2 separate regions of the Homo sapiens genome follow, and region 1 is linked to region 2. The links are chromatin loops, found by intact Hi-C in ENCODE. Cell type or tissue: ascending aorta. All regions are shown on one strand. Each heading gives the region's core, and the rest is flanking DNA. Links, peaks and the distances in the headings are about the cores only. Region 1 overlaps SPECC1 (sperm antigen with calponin homology and coiled-coil domains 1). Region 2 overlaps SPECC1 (sperm antigen with calponin homology and coiled-coil domains 1).

The links. Peaks named below come from ENCODE experiments on the same cell type or tissue, not always from the same donor. Only the 100,000 strongest peaks of a DNase experiment are listed, where the experiment ranks them.
Region 1: a loop joins it to region 2, with 4 times the contacts of the local background. A loop is called at or near these places in 19 of 110 quality-filtered maps.

What each region holds. Positions count from the first base shown.
Region 1 is chr17:20,025,442-20,028,359 of GRCh38, reverse strand. All of the region lies in intron 1 of SPECC1 (sperm antigen with calponin homology and coiled-coil domains 1), which reads right to left. Among named protein-coding and RNA genes, the nearest start is that of SPECC1, 18 kb to the right of the region's middle. In ascending aorta, for the core only: no CTCF peak of the experiment used is centred there; no DNase peak of the experiment used is centred there; H3K27ac peaks cover 941 bases.
Region 2 is chr17:20,094,235-20,097,152 of GRCh38, reverse strand. It overlaps SPECC1 (sperm antigen with calponin homology and coiled-coil domains 1), which reads right to left. Exons shown (of 15, transcript NM_001243439.2): 2 at 355-522. The coding sequence starts at 501. Among named protein-coding and RNA genes, the nearest start is that of SPECC1, 86 kb to the right of the region's middle. In ascending aorta, for the core only: CTCF peaks have their summits at 1,449 and 1,676; a DNase peak (open chromatin) is centred at 1,682; H3K4me3 peaks cover 966 bases; H3K27ac peaks cover 2,500 bases.

The sequences.
Region 1 (2,918 bases), core at 269-2,768, 69 kb after region 2:
TCCAGCCCAGATGATTTTCAAAAAAGTCAACAAGACCATTCTTTTCAACAAATAGGTCTGGGATGATCAGATAGTCACATGAAAAAAAAAATGAAGTTGGACCCTCCATCACACTAAAGTGCTGCGATTATAGGCATCAGCCACCACATCCAGCCCAAATGATTTTCAAAAAGGTCAACAAGACCATTCTTTTCAACAAATAGGTCTGGGATAATCAGATAGTCACATGAAAAAAAAAATGAAGTTGGACCCTCCATCACACCATATGCAAAAATTAATTCAAAAATGAATTGATGACTTAAACGTAAGAGTTACGACTGTAAAACTCTTAGAAGGAAACATACGGGTAAATCTTAAAGACGTTAGGTTTGACAAAGAATTCTTAGACATGACACCAAAAGCATGACCAACTAAGGTAAAATAGGGTAAATTGTACCTACCAAAATGAAAAACCTTTGTGCTGGAAAGGACACCATCAAGAAATGGAAAGCCAAAATAGCCAAGGCAATATTAAGCAAAAAGAACAAAGCTGGAGGCATCATACTACCTGACTTCAAAGCAACAGTAACCAAAACAGCATGGTACTAGTAGAAAAACAGACACATAGACCAATGGAACAGAATAAAGAACCCAAAAATAAATCCACATATTTATAGTCAACTGATTTTTGACAATGACACCCCTTCAATAAATGATACTAGGAAAACTGGATATCGATATGCAGAAGAATAAAACTAGACCCCTATCTCTCACCATATAGAAAAATCAACTCAGACTGAATTAAAGACTTGAATGTAAGACCCAAAACTATAAAACTACTGGTAGAAAACATAAGGAAAAACGCTTCAGGACATTGGTCCAGGCAAAGATCTTATGGCTAAAACCTCAAAAACACAGGCAACAAAAACAAAAATGGAAAAATAGCACTTTATTAAACTAAAAAGCTCCTGCACAGCAAAGGAAACAACAGAATGAAAAGACAACCTGTAGAATGGGAGAAAATATTTGCAAACTATCCATCCATCAAGGGACTAGTATCCAGAACACACAAGTGACTAAAACAACTCAACAGCAAAAAAGCAAATAATCTGGTTTTTATATGGGCAAAAGATCTGAATAAACATTCTCAAAGGAAGACATACAAATGTCACTATCATTCTGCCAGTACCACACTGTCTTGATTACTTGTTAGTGTATAAATTTTTAAATTGGGAAGTGTGAGTCATCCTACACTTTGTTCTTGTTTTTCAAGTTTGTTTTGGCTATTCTGGGAGCCTTGCAAGTATAAAATAGCCAACAAGTATGAAAAAATGCTCACCATCACTAATCATCAGAGAAATAAAAATCAAGACCACTATGAGATATCCTCTCACTCCAGTTAGAATGGCTACTATCAAAAAGACAAAATATAATGGATGCTGGCAAAGATTTGGAGAAAGGGGAACTCCTATACACTGTGGGTAGGGATGCAAATTGGTAATGGCCATTATGGAAAATAATACTGAGGTTTTTCAAAAAACTGAAAATAGAACTACCATATGATCCAGCAACCCTACTACTGGGTATTTATCCAAAGGAAAGAAGTCAGTATACTGAAGAAATATATGCACTCTCATGTTAATTGCAACACTGTTCACAACAGCCAAGACAGGGAATAAATCTAAATGTGCATCAACAGATGAATGGATAAAGAAAATGTGGCATATACACTCAATAGAATACTATTCAGCCATTAAAGAAGAATGAAATCCTGTCATCCCAGCAACATGGATGAACCTGGAGGACATTATATTTAATGAAATAAGTAAAGCACAAAAAGATAAACAGTACATGTTCTCACTCAGACATGGGTGCTAAAAAGAAAATGGGGTCACAGAATTAGAAGGGGAGGCTTGGGAAAAGTTAATGGATAAAAATTTACAGCTATGTAAGAAGAATAAGTTTTAGTGTTCTATAGAACTGTAGGGCGAGTATAGTTACCAATAACTTATTGTACATGTTCAAAAAGCTAGAAGAGATTTTGGATGTTCCCAGCACAAAGGAATGATAAATGTTTGTGATGATGGATATCCTAATTACCCTGATTCAATCATTACACATTGCATACATGTATCAAATTATCACTCTGTACCTCATAAATATGTATAATTATTACGTCAACAAAAAAAGGAAAAAAAAGAAAATTAAGACAACCCACATAATGGAAGAAATAAAATATCTGCAAATTATATATATCTGATAAATATTTAATATTTATAATATATAAAGAACTCCTACAACTCAAGAACAACAACAAAACAACCCAATTCAAAAATGGGTAAAAGCCTTGAATATACACTTATCTAAAGACTATATACAATTGGCCAATAAAGACACGAAAAGATGCTCAACATCACTAGTCATCAGGGAAATATAAATCAAAACCACAATGTAGAATGTAGACACCACTTCATATGCACTAGGATGGCTAGAATAAAAAGGTAATAACAAATGTTGGTAAGGATGTGAAAAAATCAGAAACCTCATTCGCTGCTGTTGGGAATGTAAAGTGATGCAGCCACTTTGGAAAACAGTCTGGCAGCTCCTCAAATTATTAAATACAGAGTTACCGTATGACCCAGGAATATTCCTCCTGGGTCTATAACCAAAAAAATGAAAACATATATCCACATAAAAACTTGTACATGGGCATTTATAGCAACATTATTCATAACAGCAAAGGTGGTAAGAACCCATATGCCCATCATCTGATGAACAGGTAAATAACATGCGGTATTATCCATACACTAGAATATTATCTGCCCATACAAGGAGTGACATCCAGCTACATGCTACAAGGATGAATCTCGGAAACCTTATGCTAAGTGAAAGAAGCCAGTCACAAATGACCACAGATTATGATTCCATGCATCGGAAAT
Region 2 (2,918 bases), core at 217-2,716:
CTTGAAGAACTACAACTGGATTGTGGGGGGCTGCAAAGATCGTGCATGACCTCGACCCCTATCCAGGGCCGTGCTTGGGGCAAAACTGCCGGGATGTCCATGCAACCCAGGGCAGAGGACCTTAATTACTGTGTTAAACACTTTGCAGACCTCCTTTCTGGACCCCAGAGGGCCCCCACTCCCACCCGCTAGCTCTATTCCTTCATGTCCAGGCATGCTGGTCCTCCTGCGACCCCTCCTTGGGAGCCTCCTTCCCTGCCCCGAGAGGCCACTGGTTTGCTTACTGCCCTCTTCAATCCTCCCAACCCAGGGTATCCAGGCGCTCTGCCTGGCCCTGTGCATTTTGATCCATACCCTGCTGAGTCGGGACTCAAAAGCCAAGGAAGTTGAAGACTTAGAACTCTTCATGCCGGAAGAGGCTGCAGGCAGAGGCCGCACCCGGTCTGGGCCGTGGCCCCCTGCTCTGATGGCTGGGTTCCAGGGCTTGGCTGCACTCCGCATGCTTGACTTCGTGGGTCTGTCCTGCAAAAGAGCAGAAAAGAAAAACATGTCTCCATCACTTGAACCTGCTGCATGACATCATCACACTTTACACCCCACATACCACGTCACCATGAACTATCACAGAGTAGGAGCACCTATGATTTGGCTGGAAATAGAATATTCCTAAGATGGGTTTATAGGCTTTATACTAGGCTAATTTTTACAACTCCATAACAGCTTTTACCAAACTACTGAAACATATCCACATTACTGATGTCCTGACATCACTTTTCAGCAGAATGACCTGAGACAGCATTCCACCAAATACCCATACACTATGTATCTGTATCTCACACCCAGATAAAACAGGTCAGCCAGAGTCAACCAATAAAATGCCCATAAGCTTTGTGGCTTTAGGGTTGACAAAGGAACAATATACTTATTTTTAAAATAAACATAAATGAATTACTTGAAAGAATTCACAGAAGCACAAAATGACTTTTTTCTTCTTTTGGATAAAAATGGGTATCATAAAAAATTAATGAAGCATATTTTAATTGGTCAGACCCAACACTGTTGGGCAGAGTGACTGCCCTAACTACAATATTTTATGAAAGGAAAATTGTTCAAACCAGCAAGATACAGCTGAAGACATCAGGGGAAAATCCACACAGAGATGTGGAAGGCAGCCCGAGACTGGCCAGCAGGGACCGGCACTGTGATTCCTGAGCAAGGAGCGGCCTGGTCCATCCCTCACCCTCTCAGAGCCTCTGTTTCTTCTGTCAATAACATAACAGGACTGGATTAAATGCCCTCTCGGTTCTCTTCCAGCCCCAACCCTGACTCCGCCTGTCCCCATGGACTCAGGGTGTGACACAGGGCACCAAACCCATGATGTTCTGTCCTTTCAAAGAACATCAGAAATGCACTTTACAAAACACCCACAAGTGACAACCAATTCTAACTGCCACTCTCACAGTGCACAGGGTGGGGGCAGGGTGGGTCTCACTAACTGCCCCCGGGGGATGGCGGCCAGTGCTAGCGTCCCTGGCTGCCTCTCCCCTCACAGCCCGTTAGCCAGCCACGAGAAGAACCACAGGCAGCATCCTGCTCAGTCTGCGACCTTGTTTCTCCTGACAATGTCTCTCTAGTTCCCGACCATCTAGTTCCCGACCCTATTGAAACAGTGACCAGCTGGTGGCGTGTGTCCAGGCATGCATCTGACTGAGCTCACGCTGCAGAGCTGATGGCAGCGGCTCTGTGAATGCTGCTACCAGTGGAAACACTCCTTTAAAGGCGGCGTAATTTGTTTTCCACAGTGTTTCCAAGGAAAACTATTAATGATTCAGTTACATAATTAGTTCAGAACCTTATGAGTCTCAGCTTTGTTCCAAGTATGATGATTTTTTTAAAATTCTGGATTACAGAAAGCAAGTTAATTATCATGTATTTTACAGATGTTCAGCACCGATTATTTTTCTTCTTCAACCCACGATTTTTATTGCTTGTTTCCACAGCAACAATGAAAGAATGCATAGGTTGAGACCTATACAGTAACTAATTTCATGAGGACCTCCTCCCAATATAAAATGAATGAACAGAGCCGGAGTGACTCTTGAAGAGAATTACTGATGAATTTCACCAATTACTGCAGAATCAACCAGCAACCTGTCAGTCTGACTGACTCATGGAGATGACTTAATAAAGTATCTGTTTAATCAAGACACCCTTTTATGTTATGATTAGAATTACTTAGAAATGACTATTACAGTCCAGGCACAGTGGCTCATGCCTGTAATTCCAATATTTTGGGAGGCCAAAGTGGGAGGATCACTTGAGTCTAGGAGTTTGAGACCAGCCTGGGCAACATAGCAAGACTCTGTCTCTACAAAAAATACAAAAATTAGCCAGGCATGGTGGTGCACACCTGTAGTCCCAGCTACTTGGGACAGTGACAGAGTGAAAACCTCTCTCTAAATAAAAAAAAAAAATAAAGGACTGGATATTACAGGGCTTACTTTATGAAAACATAGGATGATTTTGCAATCTGTCTACATTTTCCAAAATCTGCCCAGGTTACCCCTGAAATGAAATGCCTTTTATTTATTGCCCACCACCACACCACCACAAAAGAGAAAAATATAGAGATGAAAAACAGCAGGAAGAGGGTGGATGTTTTCCCTGTCAACCTTTTCCCCAACATTTCAGGAGTCTAAGTCCTTGGTTAAAGAAAAGAAGGAAAAGCCACCTCAGTCAAAATTAAAAGATCTAAACTTCTCTCTTAATCTCTGGCAACAAATGCGTCGATCCTGTGGATGGTGCCCCTGACGAACACGCAGCCTCCTTTCCAGGGTTGGCAGGTGGCCCGCTCTGAGGCAGCACTGTCCAGGCCCATGTTTGTTGCATCAGGGTCCCTTTCTCTTGGACCCTCTGAA